2 separate regions of the Homo sapiens genome follow, and region 2 is linked to region 1. A link is an interaction called in ENCODE POLR2A ChIA-PET data of the cell type or tissue named here. Cell type or tissue: MCF 10A. All regions are shown on one strand. Links, peaks and the distances in the headings refer to the core of each region. The heading gives the core; the rest is flanking DNA.

Evidence for each region. Peaks named below come from ENCODE experiments on the same cell type or tissue, not always from the same donor. Only the 100,000 strongest peaks of a DNase experiment are listed, where the experiment ranks them.
Region 2: POLR2A ChIA-PET joins it to region 1 with 27 read pairs; 2 of 35 experiments call an interaction of 5 or more read pairs at or near these places.

Annotation. Positions count from the first base shown.
Region 1 is chr2:169,087,828-169,104,829 of GRCh38, reverse strand. It overlaps DHRS9 (dehydrogenase/reductase 9), which reads right to left. Exons shown (of 5, transcript NM_001376924.1): 4 at 12,877-13,040; 5 at 8,663-9,286. The coding sequence ends at 9,063. Among named protein-coding and RNA genes, the nearest start is that of DHRS9, 27 kb to the right of the region's middle. In MCF 10A, for the core only: no CTCF peak of the experiment used is centred there; DNase peaks (open chromatin) are centred at 9,119 and 12,519.
Region 2 is chr2:168,980,859-168,995,512 of GRCh38, reverse strand. ABCB11 (ATP binding cassette subfamily B member 11) reads left to right here. Exons shown (of 28, transcript NM_003742.4): 7 at 31-164; 8 at 1,631-1,802; 9 at 4,588-4,712; 10 at 9,229-9,403. Among named protein-coding and RNA genes, the nearest start is that of ABCB11, 43 kb to the left of the region's middle. In MCF 10A, for the core only: no CTCF peak of the experiment used is centred there; DNase peaks (open chromatin) are centred at 2,672 and 3,292.

The DNA of each region.
Region 1 (17,002 bases), core at 4,719-12,718:
TGCCCAACCTCAGACTGGCAGACCTTGTTATTGATCACCCTTGTTATTGATCTTTGTAGCCAAAGGTAATCATTTCAAAATAATTATGTATCCTTCTCATTTTTTCCTTTAAAACTCCTTGTCTTTTTTTTTTTTTTTTTACCTCCCTGAATGCACACATAGTTTACTATGGCACCTGCATTCCCGTTGCAATGCCCTACTCCCAAATAAACATCATTTTCTTTTAGAGAGCCTGTCTGTATTTGTTACTTCGTTGACAATATGTTGGTTAAGTCAGGCACTGAAGAAGTAAAACTGATGGAATCATAGCCATCTATTGCCTAAGGAGGGCCAGATTTGAAAATGATGACTGTGAACATTATTTTTAGGATTCCTAGTCTTTTGTTCATTAAAATTTGAACGTTTTAGAGCAAGGTAGAGAAAATGTGGAGTCTAGCTATGCTACCGTTTGTGTAAAAAGTATGTGAAAAGGTTATCTATACATTGTCTATATATATGCATCTCAGCAATGACACAGGAGAAAGTCCTAGCTAGGGACCAGAGGCCTGGGAAGAGGAAGACTAAGATTTCACTGTATATTCTTTCCTAGTTTTGTTGTTCAATTTATACTGGATCCATTAATAACACCTGTTTTAAGAAGTGAGCACATGTTTCTGACAACTGCACCCCCACACAATTAAACTAGCTATGGATGCCCAGGTTGCAGGTTGCCCCAAGAATCCTTCCAGCCTCCTTTTCGCTGTGCTAATCCTCGGGGCTGCTTCTGGGCAAGATCTGAAATTTAGCTTTAGTTGATCTTGATGTGTATTCCCTCTCCTTTCAGCAGCTGCCTCCTTTCTCCTCATCAGAAGCTAAGGCGCTTCTTTCAAGTCTTGAAGAAATGAAATTCCAGGCCTCATGAAAACTGAAGCAAGAGATATTTGGCTTGTTACATCCCACGGTTTTAGTGATTAGAAAGGTTAGGTCTCTTTATGCTGGTATGTACCATATTTGAAGAAAGACCCTGTCCAGCCATAGAATCCTCAAATGTCATCCAAGTCAGCAAATGCAACCCCATATTGCTTGACTCCCTTCTCCGGCATCCCCATTCCAAGGGTGGTCCTTCCTGTGCTTGCCTGCCAATGGCAGCTGCCCTTTGATCCAACTCCTAGTGGTACAAAAATCCCCTCTATGGTGCTGAACTTGAACTCTGTGTAACTTCCACCCATGACTCTGGCTCTGCCACTCTGTGCCCTCTGATATGAGTTTAATTCCTGTTCTCAGGGAGGCCCCTTTAAGTGGGCCGTACTGTCTTCCCTCAGTCTCTTCCAAGCAAACAAGCCCAGCGCCTTCTGCTAACCTGGACTTCAGATAATCTGCTCTCCTGCCGCCCACTCCAAAGTGTCTGTTGCTCTATAAGTGTAGAGTTCCCAACAGTGAAGGCAAGTTTTACCAGAGCCCTGAGCAGCTGGGAGGAGACATAACCATTACCAACCTTACTCTATATGTTGTAAATTTAAAATTTAGGATGAGATCAGAGCATGATTTCCTTTTTTTCCTTTTGGAGGTAAGCGGGGAGTAGTTAAGTCACACTGTCATATTACATCATTGATTCATTTGGAACTGATTTTTGCATAAAATACCTCAATTATTTTCACAGTGTGGCTTTGAATCCCATGTTTGCTTTTTTGGAAGCAAAACAGAGCCTTGCACCTTTCCCTGTACCATTTCATCCTGTTAGTCCATGGTTAGAACTCATAGCAGCATTTTAGACCCAGATTCTGTCTTCTCATGTATTTCCCTGGTGAGTTAACAAAACCTGCCTTTGTTTTCATCTAAGTCAGTGATAAAAATGCTCCTTGCAGGGACAGGACTCAGATCAGATTCCATTCCACCTTGGAGGTGAAAGAATGGCCAATTGGGAGGGGGTCCAAAGAACATTTGGGCGCTTGGAGGGTTTTCTGACCAGAACACTTTTGTTTATTTCATTCAGAATGAGCATTGACATTTGTAAAGCATGAAGGTAACTGCATGTATTTCTGTTCACGAAAAAAAGTCTAATTTCTTAAAAGGGTGTTTGCAGCAGGGGTTGGAGCGAGTGGAAGGAACGTGGAAAGAGCCTGCACACACTGTCCATCATTTCTCTCAAGGTCTGAAGGCATGGGGAAAGTGCTTGGGGATGACTGGCCAGGAGGCTTGACTTCTGCTTTCAGCACCCAGAGCTTTAGAGTTTCTCATTTACAGTGGCTCCAGAGTTCAGAAAGAACTTTAATGAAGAATTTTGGCTTTTAAAATCCATTGTCTAATTATGCTTTTCTTGTATATTTATTTTTGGGAATGAGCATTTTATCAAGTGGGCATTTAGGAATCTTAGATTACTAGAGATGAAAGAATCTTGAATTTTAGAATCCTCATTTGTAAAATGGGACAATAAATGCACCTGTTGTGCAAAAGTTGTAAAGACTTCATGAGAAAGTGCATAGATAGTGTTCTGGGTAGATTCTGGCTCATTTTAAAGGCTCAGTGAATGTGAACCATTATCATCATGATGGCAGCAGAAACAATAGCCATTTCTCCCCTCATCCACACTGAGAAATTTTGGGTGAAAAATTATAAAGAATGTTCTAGTAACTAAAGCTAATCAACAGGGTAAATTGGAAGATGGTGACCGTCCATTCTTTAGTGGTATTGGAGCAGAAACTTGTCATCTTGGGAATGTTCTTAGTGGAAGTGTCTCTGTGAGACAGATTATGAGCTATATGACCTCTTCCAGCCAAATGAGAAAGTCCAGCCACTTACTGTTTTTTTTTTTTTTTTTTTTTGAGATTGCAGTGTGGTAGTGCCAGGAGGCCCTGACCTCATTCCAGCTAAGGTCCCCTCATTTCTCTCATTAGTGTTCCCAGGACTGGCCCTAGCCACAAGGACCAGCATAGTTTGTCCCACTATTTGTTGAAAAAAATACAGTCATCTGGAAACATAGTATGTGTGGGACCCCAGACTTCTGTTCTTTTTCTTTTGTCTCATCTTAAAAGCTGGAAGATGTGTAGTGTTGATCTTGGGTCAGAACAGTTGATCTAAGGCCTTTATTGAAATTAGCAAAAAGTGATTGCAAATAAATTCCTGAAACAACTAACAACAACAAATGGACAAAATCCATAACAACAAAAGAAGAAAGAAGATTGAAAAAGAGAAAAAAAGAAAGAAAATCCAGAAATCTAGTTAGAAAACTTTAAGGATCTAGGGAATGATGTTTAAGTGCCTTTATTATGTCATCATGAGTGAGAAAATTTTGAAAATAGAATACAGGAAAACTAAAAGGGGTATATCTTTGTATATTGCTCAAAATTATGCATCACTCTTATGCATAATTGGTTATTGGCCAGGTAAGACTAATGCTAGATTAATTTAATAACAGTCTTGTTTTTTGTTGAACCAGAATCAAAGTTTAGGGAAATACTGTCTAAGACTCAAATTCTTTTTTTAGGCACCCGTCACCACGCCTGGCTAATTTTTGTACTTTTAATAAAGACAGAGTTTTGCCATGTTGGCCAGGCTGGTCTCAAACTCCTGACCTCAGGTGATCCACCCACCTTGGCTTCCCAAAGTGCTGGGATTACAGGCATGAGCCACCGCGCCTGGCCTCAAATCCTTTTTAATAATACAGCATGGTGGTTCTGAGCATCGGCTCCAACATCAAGCTGCCTGGGCTTGAACCCTGGCCCACACTCACTAGCAGTGTAACCTTAGGAAGTTGCTTGTCTCTCTGTGATTTCACTTCTCCATCTCTAAAAAACACACGTAAGTGAGATATGATTAGGGTTACGTGAAATCATTCATGTAATAGACAGTAAAGTGTATTTAAAATCTGACCTATACTTAAGTATTAAGCAATCATTATGACTATTTCTCCTATTATGCCCATGGCAAGTCAGGTTGTTTGGATTACCTGGTTCATAATTCAGGCATCAACATTAATTGGGTGGCATTATACTCAAGTTACGGTTGCCATACCTAGGAGAAAACAGACCCAGAACACAGTAAGTAAATATTTTATCTACATACGGGGATAGATGGTTTTTGCCCAGAACTTAAACTATGTATTCATAGCAGAATACTTTCTGTTTCCAGTTTCTCAAAAGGAAGTAAAATGGAGCAGTTCAGGAGAGTTGCTAGTTGTAGAATGAGAGAATGCTCTGTTGCTCTCGCCTGAACTATTTTAGGCTGGATTGCTATTTCTAGGGACTAATCAGGCAAGAACTGTGATCTGGTTCCTGCTTGAGCAGGTGTTATATGCAAAAAAGAAAATAGAAGAAAAAAAAAGAAAGATGCTTGGAAATACTACTAAACCAGAATCTGTACTAAAGCTCTGGCTGTATTAGTACCTCATCTACTAGGATGGAAATTATATTTTCTTTTTGAAAAATGAATTGCAGAGTTGAGGAAGAATGTTAGCATTAGGAATATCAAATTATCTTATTTTTCACCTTGCAAAGACTCACAAAACTCTTGGTCAGCTTTGTCCTTATAAACTATGGCTTAGATTGAGTTGTCATAAATATAAAAAATGTTTTTCATTTTGAGAATGTTTAGCTTTTCCTCCACATTGATGGGACTGTGATGTCTTGTGTTCTTGAAAACTACTGGGATTAATAGTGTGCAGAAGAGCCAAAATTGATCATTTTTTAAAGAAGTTTCCTGGAAATTTTTCTCATTAACTATTGGTCAGGGTGAAATATTGGTCATTAAGTATTGGTCTACCCTAAGATAACAGAAGTTATAGAGTTTCTGGAGAGATTCTAACTAGAAGAGATTCTCTTCAGGCTGGATGGCTTAGACATGTCCTGCCTGTAAGCAGAGAAATAGACTCAATGATCCCTGGTGCTCTTTTAGTTCTGTGCCTACTGGGCCCAGGATGGCTTGGCATGGAGGCAGCCTCCTTTGCAATAGGTGGTGGGAAATCACTACAGTAACACTGCTCAGTATCTGGCTGAGAGCAGAGCCAGAGCTGGGGAGCCTTCAGGAAGACCTGAAATGCTCAAGGAAGTTATAAGACTTTGACTGAACTGGCACACTGACAGCACAACTATTGGGATCAGCAAGCTTGATCTTTTTGAAAAAACGTATTATTTTTCATGTTTTAGGGACAGAGTTTTGCTCTGTTGCCCAGGCTGGACTATAGTGGTGCAATCATAGCTCACTGCAGCCTCAGTCTCCTGGGCTCAAGATACCCTCTTGCCTCAGACTGTAGCTAGGACTACAGGCACATGCCAGCATGCTCAGCTAATTTTTATATTTTTAATTTGTTTTTGTAGAGATGGGGCCTCCCTGTGTTGTCCAGGCTGCTCTGGAACTGATTCTCCCGCGTTGGCCCCCCCAAAATATTGGGATTACAGGCCTGAGCCACTGCACCCGACCAGCTTGATCTTGAGTAATAAATTGACCCTTAGTTAGAAAGGCTAATATAGACTAATTTTTGTGTTCATTCAACAAACATGTATTGAACATTGATCTGTGTGCCAGCGATGTCCTAGGTAAGGAGATACAAAGATAAGCAAAGCATCATTATTCATGATTTTATGGAGCTTATGATATGATACAGGAGACCTATATTAACTAACCATATGCATATACAATTACAGACTGTGATGAGATTCCTGAAGAAAATTACAGGGCACAGTGAGAGTGTACAAGATGGGAACCTAACTGGATAAAGAGGTGGTGGTCAGAATTTGAAATTGTGCAGGCTTCCCTGAGAACGTGGTTGAGATCTGTAGGACAAAGAAACTAGAAAACCAGGTAAGATGGAACTTTCCAGAGAGAGGCATGGGAAAGCTGCAGAGGTGGCCAAGTGAAGAGAACAGTGCTATAAAATGAGGCTAATGAGGAGTATGGTGGCAGCAGGGTTCACATAATCATTTTAGTCTTCAGCCAAAGTGCAACAGGAACACTTTGAAAAGATTTTAAGAAAGCAACGACAGAAGGAGTAGAATGATTAGATGTTAATTATGAACAATTCTGACTACAATGAAGAGAAATCAATGATGGTGCACAAGGTGGATATGCTGTGGTAGAAACAAGAGATGAGGGTAGCTTGAACAGGTGATTGCACTGGAGATGAAGAAAGGTAGACAGACTCCAGATCCCTATGGAGATTAAATTGACAGTAGTTGGTGCTGGACTGGGAAAACATCTGTGGGGCAGGGAAGATAAAAACTCCAGATTTGAATATATTGTGGATGCCCAGATGAAGGACACACTTGGATTTTTGGATCAGGTCAGAGGGAGGGTTTGGGAGGTTCTCTTGGTCTCTCTAAACTAAGTGAGGAAGAATCCTTCAAGCTAGATGTGGTGGAGGACAACATCTCCGTTCATCTTGGCCGTGCATTCCTGGAGAAGGTCCTCTAAGGCTTCCTGAGTATTGGCCTTAGATTTGGATTATTTCCAAAAGGCTCTAGGAAGGAAGGCCTCACATCCATCATGTTCCTTATTATAGGCCAATACTTAGAAGAATGTCCATCGTAGTCAAAATATGTCTCTTCAAATATTTACAGATAAAAATTTGATAGGTATTTTCCCCAAAAGAACAGAGAATTAGAAGTGATTATGGTAAGACAGAGAGAAGTCTAGGAACCCATGCCCAAGATGCCTGATATAGTGACTGTCTGATATCCTCGTCCCCCCTTTCTCCCTACCACACATCTTGTGCCTCTGTAGAGACTTATGCCTCTATGCCCCCAACACCCCACCTTCTCATGTATTTTAAAAACCTTTAAAAATTGCTTAGGTGAATATATTTGGTATTATTTTGGAGTAATATCACACCTGGTGACATTTGTTTTAAGGAGAGAATTTTTTAGTTGGATGAAACAGGGAGTTACCAAATTGTAGCTACTGGAAGGAAAGAACAAAGAACTCAGGTCTAGGCAAAACAAAAGAAAGAACACAATCAGGTAGGCCCAAGAATATGACTGAAATGGTTAGAAGCTTGGCAAAGAAAGTTCCTTCAGAGTCTAAACATCTTGGTAGCCCTGGGAGGTCTGGAAAGTCAGGGAGCAGCTTGTCAAGAATTCTAAAGCAGTGAAATGAAGCCAAGATGTGAATTCAAGGTGAGGAGGGGCCCCAGCAGACAACATTGGTGAACTTTACCTCCAAGAACAGACTATGGGGTGGTTAACTGCAACAAGAAGAAACCAGAGATCTACAAGTGAGCTGTCTCTGGGGCTAGGTCCAAGATGGGGATGACCTCACAGGCAGGCAGGTTAGTTAACTTTGCCCGAGAATTCTTCCATCTCATTCTTGCTGTGATTTTTTTTTCATTTTGATGCAAAAATGATGAGTATATCCTTCTTCAAAATTATGAAATGTATATCTAAGTGGATTGACACCATTTGTAATTTGATTTTTCACTCACCAATATGTTGTAAACTTGAAAGGAGAAAATTACCTCATAAGCAGATATTTCTGGAAAGGTGATTAAAAATGAATAGAATTACTAATACCTTCAAACGGACATGGTTTCAAGCAGCAGATATTAAATATTTTTTCTTTTCTTTTCTTTTCTTTTTTTGAGACAAGGTCTTGCTCCGTCTTCCAGGCTGGAGTGCAGTGGCATGATCACAGCTCAATGCAGCCTCAACCTCCTGGCTCAAGTGATCCTCTGCCTCAGTCTCCCAAGTAGCTGGGACTACAGATGTACACTACCATGCCAAGCTAACTCTTTAGTTTTTGTAGAGACAAGATTTCACTATATTGCCCAAGCTGGTTTTGAACTCCTGGGCTCAAGCGATCCTTCTGCCTTGACCTGCTGGGATTACAGGCAGACTTTCTTTGCAATATGTTAAGCATGTGTGTATATGCCTCTGTGTGTGTGTGCACGTGCACACTTGCACATGTGCATTAGCTAATCTCTCTGGCTGTTTACACCATATTATTAAGCAAAACATGTTGCATTCTGCCACTGCAGGCTTCTTCTTGTAAATAGTCTACAAACCTTTGCGAGCAGTATTGGCTATTGGAATCGGGAAACGTCTGTTTAGGGAACTCTTTCTTTTGGATGGGGTGTGGGCCCAGGGTCTATTCAATTTAGAAACATGAATATAAGCAAGATGCAGATCTAATCCCACTGTAACTGTAGACTAAAGAGAGCCTTTTTATTTAGCTCTATATCTTCATGGGGCTTCAAAGACCCTTCAAATGCAAGATTTCCAGCCATCTCAGGTGTAAGTTGTGCCACATGGTCTGGGTCTTGTTACTTTTACAATCATCAGAATAAACCAACCAAATGTAACATTATTCTTCTTTTGGAATGATTAGTTACTATGTCATTACATCTTTCCACCAGAAAACTGTGTGCATCAATGTTCTTAGGGGCTTGAATAGGATGTTCACCTCCATAGCTCCCTCTAGGAAGGCTTGTCTGAGTGTTGGGGAGTCTCTCTTCATATATATATATTTAGGTATATATTCTTTTGTTGCAGTCCTCTTATTCCTTTTCCTATCTTTTTCTTTCCTTCTGTTTGCAGTTCTATCTAGTGTTTTACTGCTGCCTTTAGCTTATACCCGTGTCACACAATGCTTGATCACCCTCCCTTTTCCTGTCCTTTTCAAAGCTTATCAGAACTGAGCTTTGGTCCTTCAGAGTCATCCTCAGCAAGGTAACAGAACATGTCTATCCACTCATGAAAATGTTTGACTTATCTTTTAATATTTAGATAAGAGATGATACTTAACATTCACAAGTTACTGTAAATGCTGGGGACCATAAGCATGGGGCAGGCCACGGTAAAGATCATTTTGAATGGGCAAGTCTTTCAATTTCCCTTACATCACACCAAGCAGGCAAAGCCTAAATACAGGGCAGGACTTGCCTATGTGATGTACCATTCCAGCCCTCCTTTTCAAAGAAAACTTGAGCAGGGACCCTGGGATACCACCAGCGATGGTGGGACTCCCTTTTGCAATCCAAATAAGCACGATCTAAATGAGTCCAGGTTGGAGCAGATAAGGAATGGGGTTGAAAAGGAGATGTGTTCTTGAAATCGGCCAATTTCATAGCCTGGAGGAGACATTTGTGGTTAGCTGAGTCACACTGCCTTGGGATTAGCCAGCTCTGCTTTCTGTTTCAACAATAAAAAGTCTTGCAAAGCTGCTGGCATGTGAGACAGAGGTATCCAGAAAATTTTGGCATCTTTTCCAGCGGCATAATGAGTCTTAGGGAAGAGACTTGTTAGAGCGTGGTCCATGCACTCTACCACCGGAGAGAGGTCCATGTTCACATAGGATTTATTGCCTTTCAGTTTGTCTAGACCTAAAAAGAGACAAAAGTACATTTACTCTTTGGTAGAAGGGGAAAGCAGAGTGGAAGTCTAGGGTGCAAAGGGGAGGATGGATACAAGGGGATTTATTCTGAATTGTCCATTATAATTGAGGCTCATTTTGAGGATTTACTATCTATTCCTCAGAAAATGATATTGCAATGCTTTCTTTAGACCAGCAGCTCTCAAGATTGGGTTGGCAGCAGATTCTTCTAGAGAGCTCATTAAAACCCAGGTTTCTCGGTTCCACCTCCAGAGTTTCTGACTGAGGTATGAGGTGGGGCCCAAGAATGAGCATTTCTAACAAATTTCCAGATGATGCTGATGCTGCTGGTCCAGGGATCAAACTTTGATCCCTCAGTGCTTTAGAGCAATGAGGAAACGATACTTCATAAAGCCCATGAGGCCCCTAAGCCTAGAAAGTTGTATGTTTGATTTCTAATTTGTTTTAGGGGATTATGTGTCTAGAGAAAATGTGGGTTGCACATGTGCTTGTGCATGTATGTGCATGCATGTGTGGATGTAATTGTGCACTTGTATACTTGTATAGGCTTCTATAATCTGTAAATAAAGAGAGAATCATCCCCAAATGTACTGACTCAGGAAGCTAAAAGGATCCCAGTTCTCATGCAAATGAGATGTTTGAATAATGAGCGAAGATACCTTTAGAGAGGCAGGGATTTTACAAGGGATTAGTGGTGGATTACAACCCCAGTCTTTTCAATACATGGTATTGGGAAAACAGTATATCCACATGAAGAAGAATGAAACTGAATCTTACACCATATAAAAAAATCAACTTAAAATGGATTGAAGACTTAAACATAGACCTGAAATTATAAAACTGCCAAAAGAGGCCTGGCATGGTGGCTCACACCTGTAATTACAGCACTTTGGGAGGCTGAGGTGGGAAGATCACTTGATCCCAGGGAGTTCAAGACCATCCTGGGCACCATAGTGTGACCTCATCTCTATTAAAAAAAAAAAAAAACTACTAGAAGAAAACATAAAGGAAATACTTCTTGACATTGGTCTGGGCAATGATTTCTTTGGATATGACCCCAAAAACACAAAGCTAAACAACAGCAAAACTAGATAAGTGGGACTGTATCCAACTAAAAAGCTTCTGCACAGCAAAGGAAACAGTTGAAAGAGTGAAGAGAAAACATACAGAATGGGAAAAAATATTTGCAAACTTTATATCTTAGGCACAGTTAATATCCAAAATGTATAAGAAACTCAACAGCAAGAAAAGAAATAACCTGATTAAAAATGGGAAGAGAATCTGAACAGACTTTTCTCAAAAGAAGATACAAATGGCCAACAGGTATATGAAAAAAATGTTTGTCACCACTAATCATCAGGGAAATGCAAATTAAAACCAAAATGAGATATCACCTCACATTTGTTAGAATGGCTACTATCAAAAGACAAAAGATAACAAGTATTGACAAGGGCATGGAGAAAACCTCTTGTATACTGTTTGTGAGAATGTAAATTAGTACAGTCATTATGGAAAATGGCATAGAGATTTCCCCCCCAAATTCAAAGTAGAGCTATCATATGATTCTCACATACTTTTAAACCATACCTGAGCTGTGTCTTCTCAAGGGAAAGTCTATGATGTTAGATCTTTCTTTCAACTTCAAGTCCCACTGGCCACAAGTTGTTCAAAGAACCTAATAAGTCTTAGTGGCTATTTTAAACTCCTACTATCCCAGCTTGGGAAATTAAGAAAAGATGACCTTCAATTTGTGGTCTACTTTGGGACCGTGACTTTGGCTGATCTCCAAGTCCTGACTTGAAAACTCTAGTGAGAACAACCAGTGTAAAACTGAGCTCAATGCCTTTTGGTATTTCTGAGACAGAACACATGAACCAGGAACCAAGCCAAAAATAATTGGAGATGGAAGTCAGTGATATATTCAAAGGCATTTAAAAAGTATCGGTATCAATATCAAACAGAGAAAGCTCTTTTAAATGAGGGGTTTTGTTTCTGAAGTATTAAGTTCCATCTTAGATGGAACCTACATAGAACCTTCAGAGTCAGGAACTGAAAAGTAGAGTATTTGATGGCAGTGGCTCTAAACCTATAGTGGCATGTCAGCACTAAGATGTTTGTAAGACCAGACATTTCAGTTGATATATAGATAATGTGTGTACCTCTGTGTGTGTGCATGTGTGTGTGTGTGCGTGTGTGTGTGTTTAGGGTAATGGTGGTTGGAGGAGTCAGTCATTTTAAAAACCTCTCCAGGTGGGTCTGACTTGGCTTTCAGCTCTGCCTTGAAAACTCCTGACCATGAACCTTGCCACAGTTGACAGTCTTACCAAGTCCACTGATTAAGAGGCCTGAGCACAGTTTGGAGGGAAAGAACTACCCATAGTTAGGTGGAACCCTGCTCAACTCAAAGCAGGAGGTCAGTGAGTACTTGAGGAATATCAAGTAAACTTTAACCGACCCAAGAAGTTTGTGGCGGAGGGGAAAGCCTGATAACAGGAGTGTAACCAAAGTCCTTAATGCCTTGTTCACATTATAGTGCCATGGCCAAGCATAAATGGCACGGTCAGGCTGCCTGGGTCCAAATCTAGCTCTTCCACTTACTGGTGGTACAATTTTGGTAAGTTATTCTCTATGCCTCTATTTCTATAAAATGAAGACGATAATAAGAGTTTTTTGGGGGATTTTAAATGAGTGTCCCTGTAAAGCACTTAGAATGGTGACAAGTACATAGTAAATATTTACTATTTGTTAGTTGTCATTATGTCATCTTTATTATTATTCTCCCATCTCTGACTCAATCTCTTGACCAGGAAGGCTCCTGGTGTCTTCCATCTTCTCCTCCATGTGTTCCTGCTCCAGAAAGTTTCCACCCAAGTAATTATTTCCTGTCCTTTCCTCTTATTCAAACCTGACCTGCCCCATTAGGGCTTAACCAGCCATGCTCTTTTCCTGGTCTAAATTCCCTGGGGAATTAGAAACCACACCATCTAGCACCATTTCTGGGCTGTTAGATTACACCTAAGAAGTAAAGGATTAATTTTATTGTGTGCTACATTATTTCATTGTTTTACATTCTCGCTTGGTTACTTCTTGTTGTCAACTAGGTTGTAAACTAAAGGTCAGAGGCTGAACCTTTTCCATCTTTTGTAACCACCATAAATCCTTAATGCCAAGTGTACAGCTGGTGCTTGAGGAAAAGAGGAGGTATGGCAAAGGTGAAGACCGTGGCTCGACTTGCCTTCCTGGGCTCAGGTCCAGGCATGACTAGGAGGTGTTGTGTAATCTTGAGCAGGACATTTCACTTTCTCAAGCCTCTGCTCATTACTCTAATAGTTTTTGAGGAGTAAATAATATAATTCATAAGACACTTAGCAGATAACTTGGCAGTTTGTAATTGCTCAGTAAATGTTTATAAACAGAAGCAAGAGATGACACTGAAATTAATAGGAGATCCCTGATCCATGGTTAAGATCCTTATTGGGGTATTACTCAGAACCTTGTTATTTCATCTGTATTTGAATCTCCTTCATGCTGTTCAGGACAAAGAATTCTAGAGGACATTGGCACCGCCCGGAAACTCACTTTTTTCAATGTAACCTTCTCCATATTGTTGTTTGATGTCTGGAGACAGCTGCTCCCAAATGGCGAGTTTTTTTTCAATTACCTTTACTGGATCTGCCAAGTTTGTTTTGAACAATCCTGGTTCAATGCATGAGACGTGCACACCAAAAGCTTTCATGTCCCGTCTGTGAAAAGAACCCATTGAAGATGTTTAATCCGGGTTTGTTTAGAAAATATTTGCTATTTGAGTGACTATTTTCTCACGAATCTTTTCATGGAATCACAGATTTGGGTGCATTTGAAAGAAATATCTTATTCTCTCTCCCTTTCATTTTGCAAGTGAGGAAACTGAGGTTCAGAGTGGTGAAGTGAGGACTAGTTAACGGCAGGACAGGAAAGGGATCTGGGTGGACACCACCCCCAGTCCACTGTTGTTCTTCCTAGAGTGTTCTCCACGCTCTCATCATTGACTAAGTGGACATTCAGGTTATGAACAGGTTTCTTATCAGTACTTAAACCACCTTATGGTGAAATGAACTAATGATAGCCTGGATGGACAAGTTCACCTCCATTCTAGCAACATAAGGAGATTGCAGCACAAATGAGGATGTGCTGAAGGACACAATACGATAATCCCTGATGTGACTAACCTGCTCCCTATGCTGTTGAGCAAGTTTTATTTTATTTTATTTTATTTTATTTTATTTTATTTTATTTTATTTTATTTTATTTTATTTTATTTTATTTTATATCATGCTGCAGCAGAAAACTAAAAGCCTACTCATTCCCTAGGCATCAAGGTTTTACAGGAATCATGGTGCCCCTTTCTTTAAAGCAAACCAATATACAGATGTTCCTGTGGGGTCACATCCTGATAAACTCATTGTAAGTTGAAAATATCCTATGTCAAAAAATGCATCTAATATACCTAACCTGTCAAACATCATGGCTTAGCCTAGCCTACATTAAACGTCCTCAGGACACTTACATTGGCCCACAATGGGGCAAAATCATCTGGCCACACAGTGCCCTGCAGCATAGCAGTTCTTTGCCCTGTGATTGCAACGGCTGACGGGGAGCTGGGGTTTACTGCCACTGCACAGCATCGCGAGAGAGTATTGTACATATTGCTGCTGGTAAAAGATCAAAATTCCAAATTCTAAGAAAAGTTTGTAATGCATGCATCTCACTTTCACACCATTGTAAAGTTGAAAAGTCATGTTTAACATTGCAAGTCAGGGACCACCTGTACAGCAAACCAGTATATGAATAGTCGTTTCCTAAATTTGATTTATTTTCCTACCAGGAATATATAATATAAGGAAGTATTTATTCATTTTATAAAACTCTTCACCATAAGATTTTTAAAAGCTCTATTAGTGGACTTAAAATGTAATTTATTTTTTCTTAGGTTCTGCTTTCTAGCAACGTTATTATTGTAAAGTTTGAAATATATTTTACTAAAAATGCAAGTTAGCTTGACCTTGAAATATTCTGTAAGGTATATGACTTGTACTAAAATTAAAAAAGATTATTTCCCAACTTACTTTTGTTTTATTCACCTGTTGCCCAATTTCCTCTAGATTGTGGAAGTAGCAGTGCCAAGAGGCTATTTAGGAAGACTTTTCTCCCCACCCACTCATAAAAATAACGTACTAGGGACAAGTGGCCTTACGCCCTCCAACTAAGCTTACCAGGTAAGTAAAAACCATATTAAATCAGTATGCATGCTGGGAAAATACAGTTTTAAGGAGCCCCAACCCTCTCTCAAATGGACTGCTGCCCCTAAACCCTCCTATATATAGAAATTGTGACGCTGACACTGGATTGTGGCGCACCTACATAACACCATTTAAAATACTAGTTCCATGATTCATTTAAGAAAAATACTCTTTATTGATTACTATTAGGCATGGCATACCTGCATGGCAAAGCTCACAAACCCTTCAGTTGAAATCTTTTTTAAAAGTGAGTAAATCTCTAATTACATATACTACAATTTTATTATGATACTGCTGGTTGTAGAGTGGAAACAAAGGTCAACCAAAGAGACCAATGGAGGTTTTTTTATGACCTTGCTACTCAAAGTGTGATCCCTGAACCATGGGCAGCACCTGGAGCTTGTTAGAAATGCAGGGTCTCAGGCTCCTCTCCAGATCCACTTAATCAAAATCTGCATTTTGAAAAGATCCCCAGGTGATTCAAATGCACATTAGTTTTTTGGAAGAATTGTTCCAATATTTTTGTGCTTATTTCCTAGGAGAATCAAACTTGGCAACCTGATCAAATGGCAAAATGAAGTTGCTCTATCTTTATTAATTTCAGTGGAGTAATTTTAACCTTTTATTAGTAAACTAAACCTAGGTCCATGGTATAAATCATAAACTCTAACATATGCCTTCAACAAATAATAGTCAAATAAATAAATGGATGAATCAAAGGAAAAACTATAACTAACTTTGTCTTCTCACTTGCCTATTGTGGCACCACTCAGCTGAATATCTTCCGCTTGCTTCTCTAGTCCTTTCCTCCACCCTCTGTCTGCATCATATCCTGGGAATCTTACCTGCACTAAGTATACTCTGGCTTCTGTTGAGTTCAGTCTATTGAAAGTGCCAGTGGGGGATCAGGAAAGAGGTGAGGGGGTCAGAGTAGTTATCCTCCTGTGGTGTCAACACTGGTTATTTTTATCCCTTAACTGAAAACAACAGCCTCTGCGTCTCCAGGTTCTGGAAACTGCCCTGTCTCCTTGTCCCTTCAGTCCTCTGAAGAGAAATACACCTACTGTCATTAGCCCCTAGATTGTATCCTTTGAGATTTCAGTAGATACCTCACACATGTTTATAAGTCCTTTAAGCATACTCTCTGCCTTTTACCCAGTTTTAATGTGCCACCATTTCCTGCCAGAATCTTGACTGAAAGAACCACTTGTACTTTAGGGGATTTGAACTGATGGTGATAAGTTCTGGTTCCAGGTAAGATGGATTAAGCACACTTCCCCCAGTCTCTCCCACGGAATGAAGCTATAAAGCTTGGACAGCATGCTTGGAGAAGCTATTTAAGAACTAATGGTTTTCTACTGAAGGTTTAAATAGGGTGGTACTGTTGTGTCTGCAACTGACAGTAAACCAATGGAGAAGCCTATTCTGATCTAGCCTTTCTATATGATTCCCTAAATATCTGACAAACTGACCAGTTGAATATAAATTCGCTGCCACTCTGAGCATCATGTATTAAGGCAAAAAGTAAAAAGGAGTTAAACTTGGGTTCAAATCTCAGTTCTGCCACTTACCAGCTGGGTGACCTTGCGCAAATTAATTAAACTCTTTTAGTTTTAGTGGCATCATCTATACACTGGGAATAACTTAAAGTACTAAATAGGGTAGAGGTGGAGCAGGATGGCCAAATAGAAGCCTTCATTGATCATCCTCCCCACAGGAACACCAAATTAAACAACTATTCATGCAAAAAAACCTTCATAAAACCAAAAATCAGATGAGTGATCACAGTCCCTAACTTTATATCACTTTAACTTCATATCACTGAAAGAGGCCCTGAAGAGGGTAGGAAAGACAGTCTTGAATTGTTGATGCTACTCCTCCTCCATAGACCAGCAGCAACTCTGTGGCATGGAGGCAGAATCTGCGTACTTGGGGTGGGAGGGAGAGCACAGTGATTGTGGGACTTTGCATTGGAACTCAGTGCTGCCCTGTCACAGTGGAAAGCAACACCAGGCAGAACTCAGCCAGCACCCATAGAGGGAGCATTCAAACCAGCCCTAGCCGGAGGAGGAATTGCCCATTTCAGTAGCTGGAACCTGAGTGCCAGCAAGCCTCAACAGTGTGGGCTAACGTGCTGTGGGGTTCTAAATAAACTTCAAAGGCAGTCCAGGTCACAAGGATTGCAATTCCTGGGCAAGTCCTGGTGCTGTGCTCGGAGACAGTGGACTTGGGGGGCAAGCAACCTAGTAAGATGCCAGCTTGGGCAGCCAGGAGAGTGCTTGTGCTACCCCTCCCCCAGCCCCAGACCGCGCAGCCCACAGCTCTTGGAGAGACTCCTTCCCTTTGCTTGAGGAGAGGTAAGGGGAGAATAAAGAGGACTTTGTCTTGTGACTTGGATAACAGCTTAGCCACAGTAGGATAGGGCA
Region 2 (14,654 bases), core at 258-8,257, 100 kb after region 1:
AATGCTAAACATTCCTTTGTCCATTTCCAGATATGCTTTTGGGTCATTGCCGCAGCTCGTCAGATACAGAAAATGAGAAAATTTTACTTTAGGAGAATAATGAGAATGGAAATAGGGTGGTTTGACTGCAATTCAGTGGGGGAGCTGAATACAAGATTCTCTGAGTAAGTAGCTGGTAAAACAGTATTTTAGTGTGTGATTTTTGGATAATAAAACCCTTGTTTCTAAATTAAATAAAAATTTAAAAATATTTTCAGTTTTCCTATGTTTCATCTCTTAAATTGGGCTTTCATATGTGGCATGGCTTTTTCATAAGTAATACACTGTCAAATATGGACATTAAAAATTGAAACCCAAGGTACTGCAATTTGGTGTGTAGACCTTAATTAAAATATTAGAAAGGAAATATTATAGAAGACAGTTAAAAAGGTTATTTAGCTGTCCAGGTGTAACTGGATTTAAATCCAGTTTACACCTAGTTTAGGTCATTAACAGCCACCCAGGAATTCTAAATGAGAGGAATTAGAATTGGTCGAACCCTATTGAACTGAATTTTGAGGTCCCCTGAAAGACAGTCACTCTACAGTGTAGATAAAGCACACTGAAATTCAGGACCCCTGACTTCCGGCACTTACTCTGCTCCTTACTGTGACCTTGAGCAGTTATCTAACCCTGCTGGAACACAATGGCCTAATACCTGGGTGATGTCTTAGGTTCTTTCTTGCTGTTTAGTTCCAAGCTCTCTTCACTCCAACTGGACAAGAGATTAAGGAAATGTTCTCAGGAATATGAATTTAATATAATTATATTCAATAAATATTCTGGAGCAATTGCCTTGCACTTGTGCTCTTGAGGAACTTACAGCCTCGTAGGGGAAATAAGAAATGCAAGCAAATAATCAGAACTAACACATATTGTTTATTATATGATAGGCGCTGTCCTATAGGCTTTACATATATTCGCTACTTTAATCCTCATTATTACCCATTGGGGTAGGTTCTATTATTGTTCTTATTTTACAGACAAGAAAATTGAGCCACAAAAAGGTTAAGTAACTTGCCCAACAAGAGTCTGTATTCAAATTCCTAGTCTGGCTCCAGAATCTGCACTCTTCACCACTACTCTATACTGCCTATATGCAGAATGCAATAATTCCACACACATACAAATGCACAAGGATTAATTACAGTGTTACGGAAACACAGGGAGAAAGGTGTTACTTCTTCTTGGGGGATTATACAAGATTGATGCACGAGAAGGTATGTGACTAGAACCTTGAGGCTGAAAGGATTCAGCAGGCATGAAGAAAGAAAAGCTTTGCAAGACAGAGCAAGGATATTAGCTATGTAAAAGAAAAAGACAAATAAGATGGTTTCCAAAAGCCTTTATCAACACTGAGTACCAGCTGGGAAACCTAGATTAAGAACAAAATTGATTGGCTATCAGGAAAGAGGCTTGATAACATCCCAAGGTGCAGCAAATTTTCCAAGATCTGAGAGGCTGTTAATGCTATCCAAGGGTGATAGGGATAGAGAGATGGGAATGTTTAAAAGGGAAAGACTGAGACTTTCAGCAAGATATTTGAATGATCAAATTCAGTTTTAGTGACCAAAATCTTTCTGGTTTCTAGTGATATTAATAAAATCAATGATGCCATAGCTGACCAAATGGCCCTTTTCATTCAGCGCATGACCTCGACCATCTGTGGTTTCCTGTTGGGATTTTTCAGGGGTTGGAAACTGACCTTGGTTATTATTTCTGTCAGCCCTCTCATTGGGATTGGAGCAGCCACCATTGGTCTGGTAAGAATGTCTTTTTGCATCTCTCCATGGGAAGACATTTGCCTTCATAAACAGCCAAAAATGTGAAGCTTGAGTCCCTTTTCCTGAGTACAGTTAGCAACATAATTATCACTATCTTCATGTAGTTTGTTAGATTACTCCCCAGTGTCAAATGACATTTCATCGAATAGGGATTAATGATGTTTTAATAGGTAAATATTGTTTTATTAACAGCAATTACATTTATTGAGCATTCACTGTTTCTCTAGGCACTACTAGGAGCTTAATAGTCATTATCTCTAATCTTTACAACAATCTTATAAAGTGAGCACTAACATCATTTTAAATATAAGAAACTAGGCTCAGAAAGGTAAGGGGATTTGTCTGGGACTGCACAGCTGGCAGAGTAGGATTCAAGTCTAAGGGGCTCTGACTCCAAACCCCACTCACTCTCCAATATGCCTATTGTTCTCCATGTCCTCCCAAGCTTGGGCACTTCCCTGAAAAGGCACAACAGACAAAGAGCATTAACAAGCACACAAGAAGGATTTCTGCAATCACAACTGTGTTCTCCATTTCATCTTATCTTTCAGATAACCTCTTTCAGAGAGAGGTGATCTGACCCATTCCAAGAGTTATCCCAGTCACTGTCTCGGTTCCCCAGGAATTGAGGCCTGGACAACATATAGGAATAGGAATTTCGGGTCACATCAGCTAAAAACACTCCCAAGGACTGAGAAATTATTATTAGAGCAGCCACATTAGATAGCACGTTATGGAATCAGGCATACTAAAACTGTGCTATAAATGAGAATAGAATTTAACTGAAAAACTGCATACACCCTCACACATCGTTGAGCAATAGGTACCAACTTCCTATTGCTCAATAGCAAAATATTCTCACAGTGTCTACATTATTCAAACATTTCCCAGATAAAATAGAAAATGGTTTAAAGTGACAATAGCAAAGAGCTCGCTCCATTTCATTAGGTCACCACTTGGCTGTACCGCTAACAGGTTGTGTGACTCAGGAAAAATCCATTTAACCCCTGAAAACCTCAGTTTCCTTGTCTTTAAAATAGGGATAATACCTCCCAAAAACATTATGATGATTCAGGGAATAATCCACGTTATGCATTTAAGCCGTGTCGGGCACAGAATCAATTGCTAAAGAGAGATGTATATGTTTTTCAATCCACTATATCATTCAAGTTTTACGGCAGTCTTTCCTACTAACCACTTTCCAACTATACTCCAGAGAACCCTCAACTTCCACAGAAGAGCTTCAGGGGTTTTGCAAACATTTTTTCATTTTTTTTCTGAATACACTAATCTCTTTCTTCAAACCTGTGATAAAGTAATATACACACTCACGTGGATCATAGGCCACATTTCAACATGTTGGAGGTTAACATATAGCCCAGTTCACTTGGTTTTAAACAGCTCTAACGCTTAGTTTCTCTAGTCATCTCAGTACCCATTTCTAGCTTCTCATAAACTCGTCACTGATTTGGAATGTTGTAGGTCTGCACATGTCTTGTCTTGCTTTCAAGTCTGTGTATGCTTGTCCTTATACAACAAACTTCTACAAGCAACTATACAACAAACTATACAAGCAACTTCACTAGGCTCAAATGTAAATTTTAATGTTAATAAAAACAGCTTCCAGTCTTGGTAACACAGTGAGATCCCATCTCTACAAAAAAAAAAAAAAAAATTTTTTTTAAATAGCCAGGCATGGTGGCATGTGCCTATAGTCTCGGATACCCAGGAGGCTGAGGCCAGTGAAATGCTTGAGTACAGGAGTTTGAGACTGCAGTGAGCTAGGATCATGCCACTGCATTCCAGCCTGGGCAACAGAACAAGAACCCGTCTCTTTAAAAAAAAAAAAAAAAAGCCTCACTTTCCTTACTGTTACATGTTTAATTCACATGTTTTATAAAATGTACACTGATGAAATTAATATATTGTTTTTAAAAACTACTATGAATACTTACTTAATTTACATCTTAGAATTCCATCTAAGATTTTGATAAGAGTTTTGCTGCTAAAAGTTTGGAAAAACTACTGGAAGATAAACTCCCTTAATCTGGGTATTATATATATTTTTATATTTCTGAGCTAGTTGATCTTCCGCAATATGTGTTTTTTCCTCTTCTTATTTATTAATCTGTGCCAGGGTTTTCTTTGGGGGTTCATTTTGACTAGGACTCAATCCAAGTCAGTTTTAGAAAAAGTAATGTGTCTACTGTTAAGTACAGATGTCTTTTCATTTCCTTTTGTAAAAATCAAAACTACATAGTTGAGCGTCTCCAACTGAGTGAAAATGGACTTTCTTTTCTGGAATCATCTGAAATCGTCTTTCAACATCATGCCTATACTTTATATGTTATATGTCATATATTATACCCAATCATGATATCTGCATGTGTCTCTGGCGTTTGTCTATAAATTATGCAATGGCCATTGGCTAATAGCAATGAACTATGACATGGTCTAACTTAACACTTTATTAGTATAATGACTGAAACACTTTAGTCTTACAGAATGTCCTATTTGGAATTTATTCTTTGAGGAGGTTCTTACTTTTAGTAGGGTCATTTTGATATATCAACAACCAGACAACCCTGGATGAAGCTTACCATAGACCAAATTTGGACCAGATTTCTTCCTCCTGTCAATGATGTTACAGTGAGAATCTAATATTGTATTAAACCCATGCCACATGTTAAATGAATCTGAATGACAGACTGACTTACCTAATTTCTTGGACTTCACATTTTCTTTTCTTCTTTTTGATTTTTAGAGTGTGTCCAAGTTTACGGACTATGAGCTGAAGGCCTATGCCAAAGCAGGGGTGGTGGCTGATGAAGTCATTTCATCAATGAGAACAGTGGCTGCTTTTGGTGGTGAGAAAAGAGAGGTTGAAAGGTTGGTTAATTGGAATCTGATTCTTTCCTTAATTTCATCAATCAGCATAGTACCCTGAGTCTCTCAGTTTGTGCAAAGCGGCAGACCCACCTTGGTCTGTGGCCTCCAGAGGAAGTACTTGTTCAAGAGGGAGCTAAGCAGAGTAATTTAGGTTGGTAATTTAGGTACTATAAGAAGTCCCAAGCCTTTAGCAGTATGTTTTTAAAGATGTTGCAGTTGGCAATTTTTAGAAAGCCAGCTCAGGGTAGATATTTATTTCAAACTCTGATGGTATGTATGTATAAATATTATACCTCATATCAGTCTATAATGCTGTTTGCTGTCATTAAAGAAAAGCCTACATGAGACATTACAACTGATACCACAGAAATACAGAAGATCATAAGAGATTACTAAAAACAAACGCCAACAAATTGGATGACCTAGAAGAAATGGATAAATTCCTATAAAAATACAACCTGCCAAGGTTGAATCACGGAGAAATAAAGAGAAATAAATCTGAACATACCAATAATGAGTAAGGAGATTGAATCAGTAATAAAAAGTCTCCCATGAAAGAAAAGCCCAGGACCTGATAGCTTCATTGCTGAATTTTACCAGACATTTAAAGAAAAACTAGTACCAGTCCTCCTCAAATTCTTCCACAAAATTAAAGCGGAGGGAATACTTCACACTCATTTTACAAGGCCAATATTACCTTGATACCAAAGCCAGAAAAGGATACTACAAGAAAATCAAAGGCCAATATCCATGATAAACATGGACGTGAAAATGCTCAACAAAAATACTAGTAAACCAAATTGAATAGCACATTAAAAGAATCATTCACCATGATCAAGTGAGATTTATCCCTAGGATGTAAGGATGGTTCAACATAGGCATGTCAATAAATGTAATATACCACATTAACAGAATGAAAGACAAAAACCATATGGTTATCTCAATAGATGCTGAAAAAGCATTTAACAAAATTCAATATCCTTTCCTGACAGAAACTCTCAACAAATTAGGTATAAAAAGAATGTACCTCAATACAATAAAGGTAACATATGACAAGCCCACAGCTAAATCATACTCAAGGGTGAGAATTTGAAAGCTTTTCCCCCTAAGATCAGGAACAAGACAAAAATGCCCATTCTTGCCACTTCTTAGCAACCACAAAAGACCTTGAATAGCAAAAATCCTGAACAAGAAGAACAAAGCTGGAGGCATCACGTTACCTGATCTCAAAATCTACTACAAAGTAATAGATCATTATTAGATTATTTGATTACTATAGTAATAAAAACAGCATGGTACTGGCATAGAAACAGACACATAGACCAGTGAAAAAGAATGGAGAGCCCAGAAAGAAGTCCATGCATTTATAGTCCATTGATTTTCAATAAAGAGACCAACAACACACCATGAGGAAAGGGCAGTCTCTTCAATAAACGATGTTGGGGAAACTGGATATCCACATGCAGAAGAATGAAATTTGATCCTTACCTCACACTATACACAAATATCAACTCAAAATGGATTAAAGTTTTAAATGTAGGATATAAAACTGAAAAACTACTAGAAGAAAGCATAGGGAAGAAGCTCTATGACATTGGTCTAGGCAATGATTTTTTTGACACAACCCCAAAAGGACAGGTAACAAAAGCAAAAATAGACAGATGGGATTACATCAAACTAAAAAGCTTCAAAAAGGAAGCAATCAACAGAGTGAAGAGGCAATTTATAGAATGAGAGAAAATATTTGTAACCCATACATCTGATAAGGGGTTAATATCCAATACATATAAGAAACACAAACAACTCAATGACAAGAAAACAACCTGATTAAAAAGTGGTCAAAAGACCTGAATAGACATTTCTCAGAAGAAAACATACAAATAGAAACGTACAAAAAGAAACATACAACAGGCATGTGAAAAGATGTCACACATCACTAATCATCAAGGAAACACAAGTCAAAACCACAATGAGATATCATCTTATACCTGTAAGAATGGCCATTATAAAAAGAAGAAAGATATCAAGTGTTGGCAAGCATATGGGGAAAATGAAACACTGTTACACGGATCGCTTTTGGTGGGAAAGTAAATCAGTACAGCCAAAGAGTATGGAGATTCATCAAAAAATGGAAAACAGAACTACCATATGATCCAGCATCCCCACTACTGGGTATATATCCAAAGGAAATGAAATCACTATGTCAAGAGAAAACTGTACTCTTACATTCACTGCAACATTATTCACAATAGCCAAGGTATGGAATCAACCTAAGCACCCATTAACAGACAAGTGAATGAAGAAAATGTGTGTGTAAATTTACATGCCATATTCAATAGAATACTATTCAGCCTTTAAAAAGAAGAAAATACTGTTATTTGCAGCAACACGATGAACCTGGAGGACATTATGTTAAGTGAAATAAGCCAGGCACAGAAAAATACCCCATGATCTCACTGACAGAGTTGAACTCACAGAAGCAGAGAGCAGAACAGTGGTTACCAGGGACTTTGAGGTGGGAGGGGGCAGGCGAGAACTGGGGAGACGTTGGTCAAAGGATTCAAAATTTCAGTTAAACAGGGGTAGTTTGAGATATTTTAAAAATAATGACATTAATTATCTAATTGTAGTTGTTTTAATTTAGTTCATGGTGATCTAAAAGAAACCCTTCCTTATTCACATTTAAGAGGCAGTTTATAAAGTCAAGAAATGTGTTGTTAACATGGTGACTATGGTTAATAACATCACATTGCATACTTGAAAATTGCTAAGAATAGATTTTTAAGTGTTCTCATCACACACACACACACAATATAAGTATGTGAGGTAATGCATGTTAATTATCTTGATTTAGCCATTCCACAATTTATACATACTTCAAACCATCATGTTGTATACCATAAATATATGTAAGTTTTGTCAATTAAAAAATAATAAAGAAATGCCAGCATGATTCAAAATGCTATTTCACACATTTTTATTGAACACCTTTTTAATTAAACACACTTTATTCAGGTACTGTGCTACATGTTCTTTATAAAGTCTGATAAGATTTCTATTTGGTCAAACAGGCTGGGCACAGTGGCTCACACCTGTAATCCCAGCACTTTGGAAGGCCAAGGCAGGTGGATTGCTTGAGGCCAGGAGTTTGAGACCAGCCTGGGCAACATGGCAAAACCTCATCTCTACAAAAAAATACAGAAATTAACCAGACATGGTGGTGTACACCTGTAGTCCCAGCTACTTGGGAGGCTGAGGTGGGAGGATCACCTGATTCTGGGGAGTTTGAGGTTACAGCGAGCTGTGATCATGCTACTGCACTCCAGCCTGAATGATGGAGTGAGACCCTGTCTCAAAAAACAAATTAGTGTTGAAAAGTTATAGAGCATTATTCTAGAGATTAACTCCCAGTGAAAAGAAAAACCCAAATGGCCAAAATAATACAGTTGTCCAAAATGTAATTTTGTTTATTCTTTAATTTATCTGGTATTTATTGAGTACTTACTACGTGCCATGCTTTGATTTTTATAAAATAGCTACCAACTGAATAGCAACTCTTACTTTATGTGTTGTAGATTTGGTAAGATGGTGTTATTCTCAGTTGCTACCAAATCCATCAAGTAAAAAAGAGAATAGGATTTACAACCTCTTATTATCGTCTTTTCCCCACTTCTTTTGGTTTGTGGAGTGAGGTTCCTTATTTCTTGTAAAAAATTTCAGTAGCATATTTCTTCCACCATGAAAGACATTATCTTTTATTGTCAATAAAAGAGACAGTGTAGTGTTTTAAAAATGGTAACAAACATAGGATAGACCTTCAGTTTGTGTCCTGCAAAAGGTTAAAAGTTCTCCATGAATTCAATTCCTGAGATGTAGGAAGGCAGTTTCAGAATGCCTGAGCTATATATGAGACAAAGCCCATTGTTAATGGCTAGATCATGGAATTACTGAAACCTATTCCTTGCATTGGACTTCCACATAGTTTCAGTTATCCATGTCTCATGGCTGTGAACCTGACCAGTGTGTCACAACACAGCGTCTCAGCCACAGGGCAGATGGGTGAGTTATAGATGAGTTGGTGCAAACACTAGTTCCAAGCCTGGGGAGCTGGAAACAAAAAGTCTGGTCTGCTTATTTGGAGCCAGTTGCATTATTTTCTGATAAGGACATGTCATGTGACTCAAGGAAACACTTCAAACATAATACTAGATCTCTCTTGTTCATATATTTATGTTGAAAATTCTTTTCTCTTGGGGCCAAGCTTACCTCACTATGCAATCCAAGCAGCAATCAGGCAGCTCTGTTAAGTATCGCCCTTTCAACATGTTTCATTGTCAGGTTAAAACAAACTTTAAAAAACTACATAAAGGTTATTGGAGATTTTTCTCCCTGAAGCTGCTCTGTGTTTGCGATGATTTTATGATCATTTTGTAAAACCACTGCATCACGGCCTGTTTTAAACATTATAACTTGAGCTGTTTCTGCCGAAATTGACTCAAGCATTTTGTCTTCACAGGTATGAGAAAAATCTTGTGTTCGCCCAGCGTTGGGGAATTAGAAAAGGAATAGTGATGGGATTCTTTACTGGATTCGTGTGGTGTCTCATCTTTTTGTGTTATGCACTGGCCTTCTGGTACGGCTCCACACTTGTCCTGGATGAAGGAGAATATACACCAGGAACCCTTGTCCAGGTACCTTGGACTTATTGACCGAGACATAGCATTTCCTTCTGGTATCTCAGAAAAGTCCATGGATTAGATATTTTGTTTATTACTTTGGTGCCTTCAGGAAAAAAGCATCAATGATTTTATGGAGTCTGTCTGTGGAAACAAGTAATACCTTAAATTTTTTTTTATTTCCATAATTTTTTTGGGAAACAGGTGGTATTTAGTTACATGAGTAAGTCCTTTAGTGGTGATTTGTGAGATTTTGGTGCACCCATCACCCAAGCAGTATACACTGAATCCAAGCTCTGGTCTTTTATCCTTCACTGCCTTCGTACCCTTTTCCGCTGAGTCCCCAAAGTCCATTGTATCATTCTTATGCCTTTGCATCCTCATAGCTTAGCTCCCACTTATGAGTGAGAACATGCAATATTTGGTTTTCCATTCCTGAGTTACTTTACTTAGAATAACAGTCTCCAATCCCATCCAGGTTGCTGTGAATGCCATTAATTCATTCCTTTTATTGCTGAGTAGTATTCTGCCATATATATATGTAATTATATGTATCTGTGTATATATATACATATATGTTATATATATATCACAGTTTCTTTATCCACTTGTTGATTGATGGGCATTTGGGCTAGTTCCACAGTTTTGCAATTGTAAATTGTGCTGCTATAAACATGCGTGTGCAAGTATCTCTTTTGTATAACGACTTCTTTTCCTCTGGGTAGATACCCAGTAGTGGGATTGCTGGATCAAATGGTAGTTCTATGTTCAGTTCTTTAAGGAATTTCCATACTGTTTTCCATAGTTGTTGTACTAGTTTACATTCCCACCAACAGTGTAGAAGTGTTCCTTTTCACTACATCCATGCCAACATCTATTATGTTTTGATTTTTTTATTATAGCCATTCTTGCAAGATTAAGGTGGTATCACATTGTGGTTTTGATTTGTATTTCCCTGATCATTAGTGATGTTGAGCATTTTTTTCATATGTTTGTTGGCCATTTGTGTATCTTCTTCTGAGAATTGTCTATTCATGTCCTTAGCTCACTTTCTGAGTTTATTGTAGATTCCGGATATTAGTCCTTTGTCAGATGTGTAGATTGTGAAGATTTTCTCCCATCCTGTGGGTTGTCTGTTTACTCGCTGACTGTTCCTTATGCTGTGAAAAACCTCTTTAGTTTAATTAAGTCTCACCTATTTATCTTTGTTTTTATTGCATTTGCTTTTGGGTTCTTGGTCATGAAATCTTTGCCTAGGCCAAAGTCTAGAAGGGCTTTTCCAATGTTATCTTCTAGAAATTTTATAGAGAAACAAATAATACTTATATATTTTATAGTAAAGGGATGCTAAACATTTGAATTGATAAGACCAGCAATTTAATAATTTCAAATTAACTGAACACTTTATAGCTATGAAATGATGATTTTCTGACTGAGTCCAAAAAGAAAATATGCCATGAAAATGGAAACTCAGTGATCTCTCAGCTAAAAATTAACAGCTCGTATAACTGAGCTTTATGATAGTCCAAGATATATACTAATAAATGTACTTGTGAAACATAATGAGTTACTAAAATGCCAGGTCAATAACAGCCTTAACTGAACAGGTGCTACAAATGTACTTTATTGCTCACTTGTGCTAAAGTAGCTAATGCCTTTAATTTTCATTGTCTTTACAGTTATTCATTCAATAAGTAATTATTCAGCATCTACTATGTGCCAGACACTTAGAAAATGCAGGGGATTCAACAGTGAGCAACGGAAATGTGGTTTTGTTTTTGTTTTTGTTTTTTTGCCTTGATGGGATTTACACTTTAATGGAGAAGACAAGCAATAAATAAGTAACCATGTAAATGAATACAGACAAATAGAGACATGCTATAGAGGACAGAGAACCTTGACAGTGAATAGCAGGATAACCAGGTGTGGCGGGGGTCCAGGAAGGCTTCTTATCCTGCTCCCTCTCCCAAGGCCTTTCCTCCTTAGCTTATGGCTCTCTCTTGTTGCAACTGGACTCTGATCATTGTTTGAATTCTCAGCTAAATGCCACTTTCCCAGTCAGGCCTTTTACACTCACCCATTTTTCATTCTCTTTTGTGATCTGCTGTACTTTTTTTTCAAAGCACTTTTGTGATATGGAATATTTGCATTTATTTACACTTGTGCCCACCCGTTTCTACCCTCAGACAGTAAAATCTACGAGGTCAGGGAAACAAAAAATGAAATATCTGTTTCATTTGCCCTGCAAGTAAATAGGGAGTCGTTTTATATCAAATTCTTAAGTAAAATTTTTTAGCTCCAGATTCCGGATAGAGCAAACAATGAAAAATATCAAAACCTTGTATACCAGAAATTTGCTAGCTGAGAGCTTAAAATTCAAAATCTACTGCTTTAAGATAAATACATTGCCAGGGAAAATTGAGTAGGATTTTGATTTGCAAATGGAAGTGATTATCAGAGGTCAAACCATAATCATTCCAAACCACGGACTTTATTTCATTAAGAACATGATAATACACAAAGAACAACTTTTTCAATTCAGTTTATCTTGGCAGCATGAACAGCTGACATCTTTTGAACTTTGTTAAAGAAAATAAATATGATAATACAGGTTAATGTGTTTTGTAAACTTTAAAGAGATAGTATGGATGGGAAGTGTTACCAATTTTATAATTTAACCACTTCTTAACAACTTAGATACAGTTTTTACAGATTGGAAAAGCCACTGAAGTATTGCAGGTCCAGATTTTAACTATAGTCCCTTGTCTTTATTGATCCAATTCCTCCTAAGAACTTTGACATTTACCAAAATAGGGATATCAGTAGTTGGCTTTAGTCCTAGCTGCTTATACATACTTGCTATGCAAGAAGACAAGCATTGAGAAAACTTATTTTTCCTTTTGTTCCATGCCTACAAGGAGAGGATAGAGGTATACAATAATAATGGTTCAGAGGGAAAAGTGAATTGGTAAATTGAAAATCAAATAATACACAATACCAACTGGAAGCACTTGAATAAAAATCCCTTTGGTAACTCTCTGTAGTAGGAATCCAATTTTATGTCTCTCATCTTTAAATTTCCTGCCCATTGTACAGTGAGCTACTCTACTTTTGTAAATAATTTATTCTTTCAACCAATATTTCTTGAGTCCTTGCTATGTGCAGACATGGCATACTATGGGTCTCTAACATTTTAATCAACTGATTATTAACCTGTTACTCCCAACGTCTTTCTGTAAGCCTCTGCTTATATCTTAAGAGAAAATTTCCTTTGGGAAGATGAAATGCATCCTTTAACACTATATTCCTTGCTCTCTCTCTCTCTTCTCTCTCTCTCTCTCGCTCGCTCTCTCTCTCAGGTCTTGGCCACACTTCTGAGCAGCAAACTATGAAGGCTGAGTGTGCATGGGCTGAGTTGAGTGTTTTAATCCACAAAACTAATTAACGGTTTGGTTAATCCAGTACGTTTTGTGATACACAAAATCGTTACTGGCTGCATGGTAATTGGGCATAAATGGTAAGTAGTTCACATAAGTGACTGTAATTAGTATCACTTGTGCACAGAGAAAAAATGCACTCTGTGGTCTGGTAGGGAAAGATGAAGGGGACCTGAATGGTGCAGAAGGTTGTTCTTTCATGACCTTCCTGAGTTTCAGAATTCATTAATAAAAATAAACACATAATGGAGCGTGACATTCATTCAGTATATACAAAGTGTCAAGCACTGAGTGACGTATTATGTAATAAAATTACTGCATGTAATGCTCTCAATCTCATTCCGTAATTGGTGTCATTATACTACCACTTAAAAATGAAATTGAAGCCATGAAGTCAAGAAATATTGAGAGGGATTTGAACTCAGGTCTCCCTGACTTTGAGGCCTACCTATTAACCACTGTTTTCCTGCCTCTGACTCTGTCTTCCCAGGGGCCATGGACCCCTTTTTCTCCAGCACACCCATAGCTTAATTGTTCCACAGCAGTCTCCCTTCCCATCTCTCTGTCTACACTACTTCTGCTGTTCACAGGGCTAAAGAATATGATGTTGAGTGACAAATGATGGCTTATTGGGATGTTGCTAGCTACTGTGATGATTTGGGAATGTGCTTTTGTCCTGTCTCACTCACTCCTCCCCATCCAGAGAGCCATTCAAAGAGTTGGACCCCAAACTTCAATTTAGGCCTCCAGTCAGCCAGGAGTCAGCAAACTATGGTCGACAGGCCAAATCCAGCTCACTGCCTGTTTTTATAAATAACATTTTACTGGGACAGAGCCACAGTCACTTATTTACATATGTCTATGGCTGCTTTTATACTACATGGCAGAACTGAGTAATTACTTCAGAGCCCATATGGCCTGAAAAGCCTAAAATATTTATTTGGCCCTTTTTCAGAAAATGTTTGCTGGCCCCGGATCTAGGGCAAATGGAAGGTTCCTTTGCTGAGGTAGGAAGACCTCTGACGTGTGTGGTCTTAAACTAAATTGGACCATAAGAAGTGTTCTATCTGCTTCCTTTACCGCCTCCTAAGTGTGGGACCTCAATACTTTCTTCACTGTCAGCATCATCATCACCAACATCATTACTACCATTGAAGAGACTAGCACTGGATTAATCATCTTTACACACATTATCTCATTTGATCCTGTAATAATCCTATGAAATATATGCTATCATTATCCCTGTGTTGCAGATGAAGAAATGGGGGCTTGAAAGATTACATAATCTGCCTATGGGAGGAACCACCTGCCATAATTGAGGACAAGGAAATGAAGAGATAATTTTTGTCCCTATGCATAGGCTGGGATTCTAGGGAGAAAGCGTGAGTGGACTAACCCACCACCCATGTATGGCAGCCCTGGCCCTGTTAATCATCCTAATGTGTGGAATGAAGAGGTTACTGAAGAGGGAGAGACATGGCTGAGAGGCTCTGACACTTTCCATGGTTCAGACACTCCAGCCACAAGGAAGAAAGAGAAGCAGGAGAGACTCAGGCAATTTGCCTCAATGTGATACAACAAATGGGAAGGGTCTGGCCTATAGAAACCATCACAGACCAGGATCATTTGATCACCTGAAAAAGACTACATTCATGCAGGGCCACTCTTTGGCTTGGCAATAGACTGTGGCCAATGAAACATCCTCTATGCGAGTCACAAGAGTAGGACCATTCTTTGGTTGACAGGGTAGAGAGGAGGAGACTGGTATTCCTTCTGGAGGCCAACTTGAGGATTTGCCTCATTGTCTCTTCCTTACCTTTATAAACAGT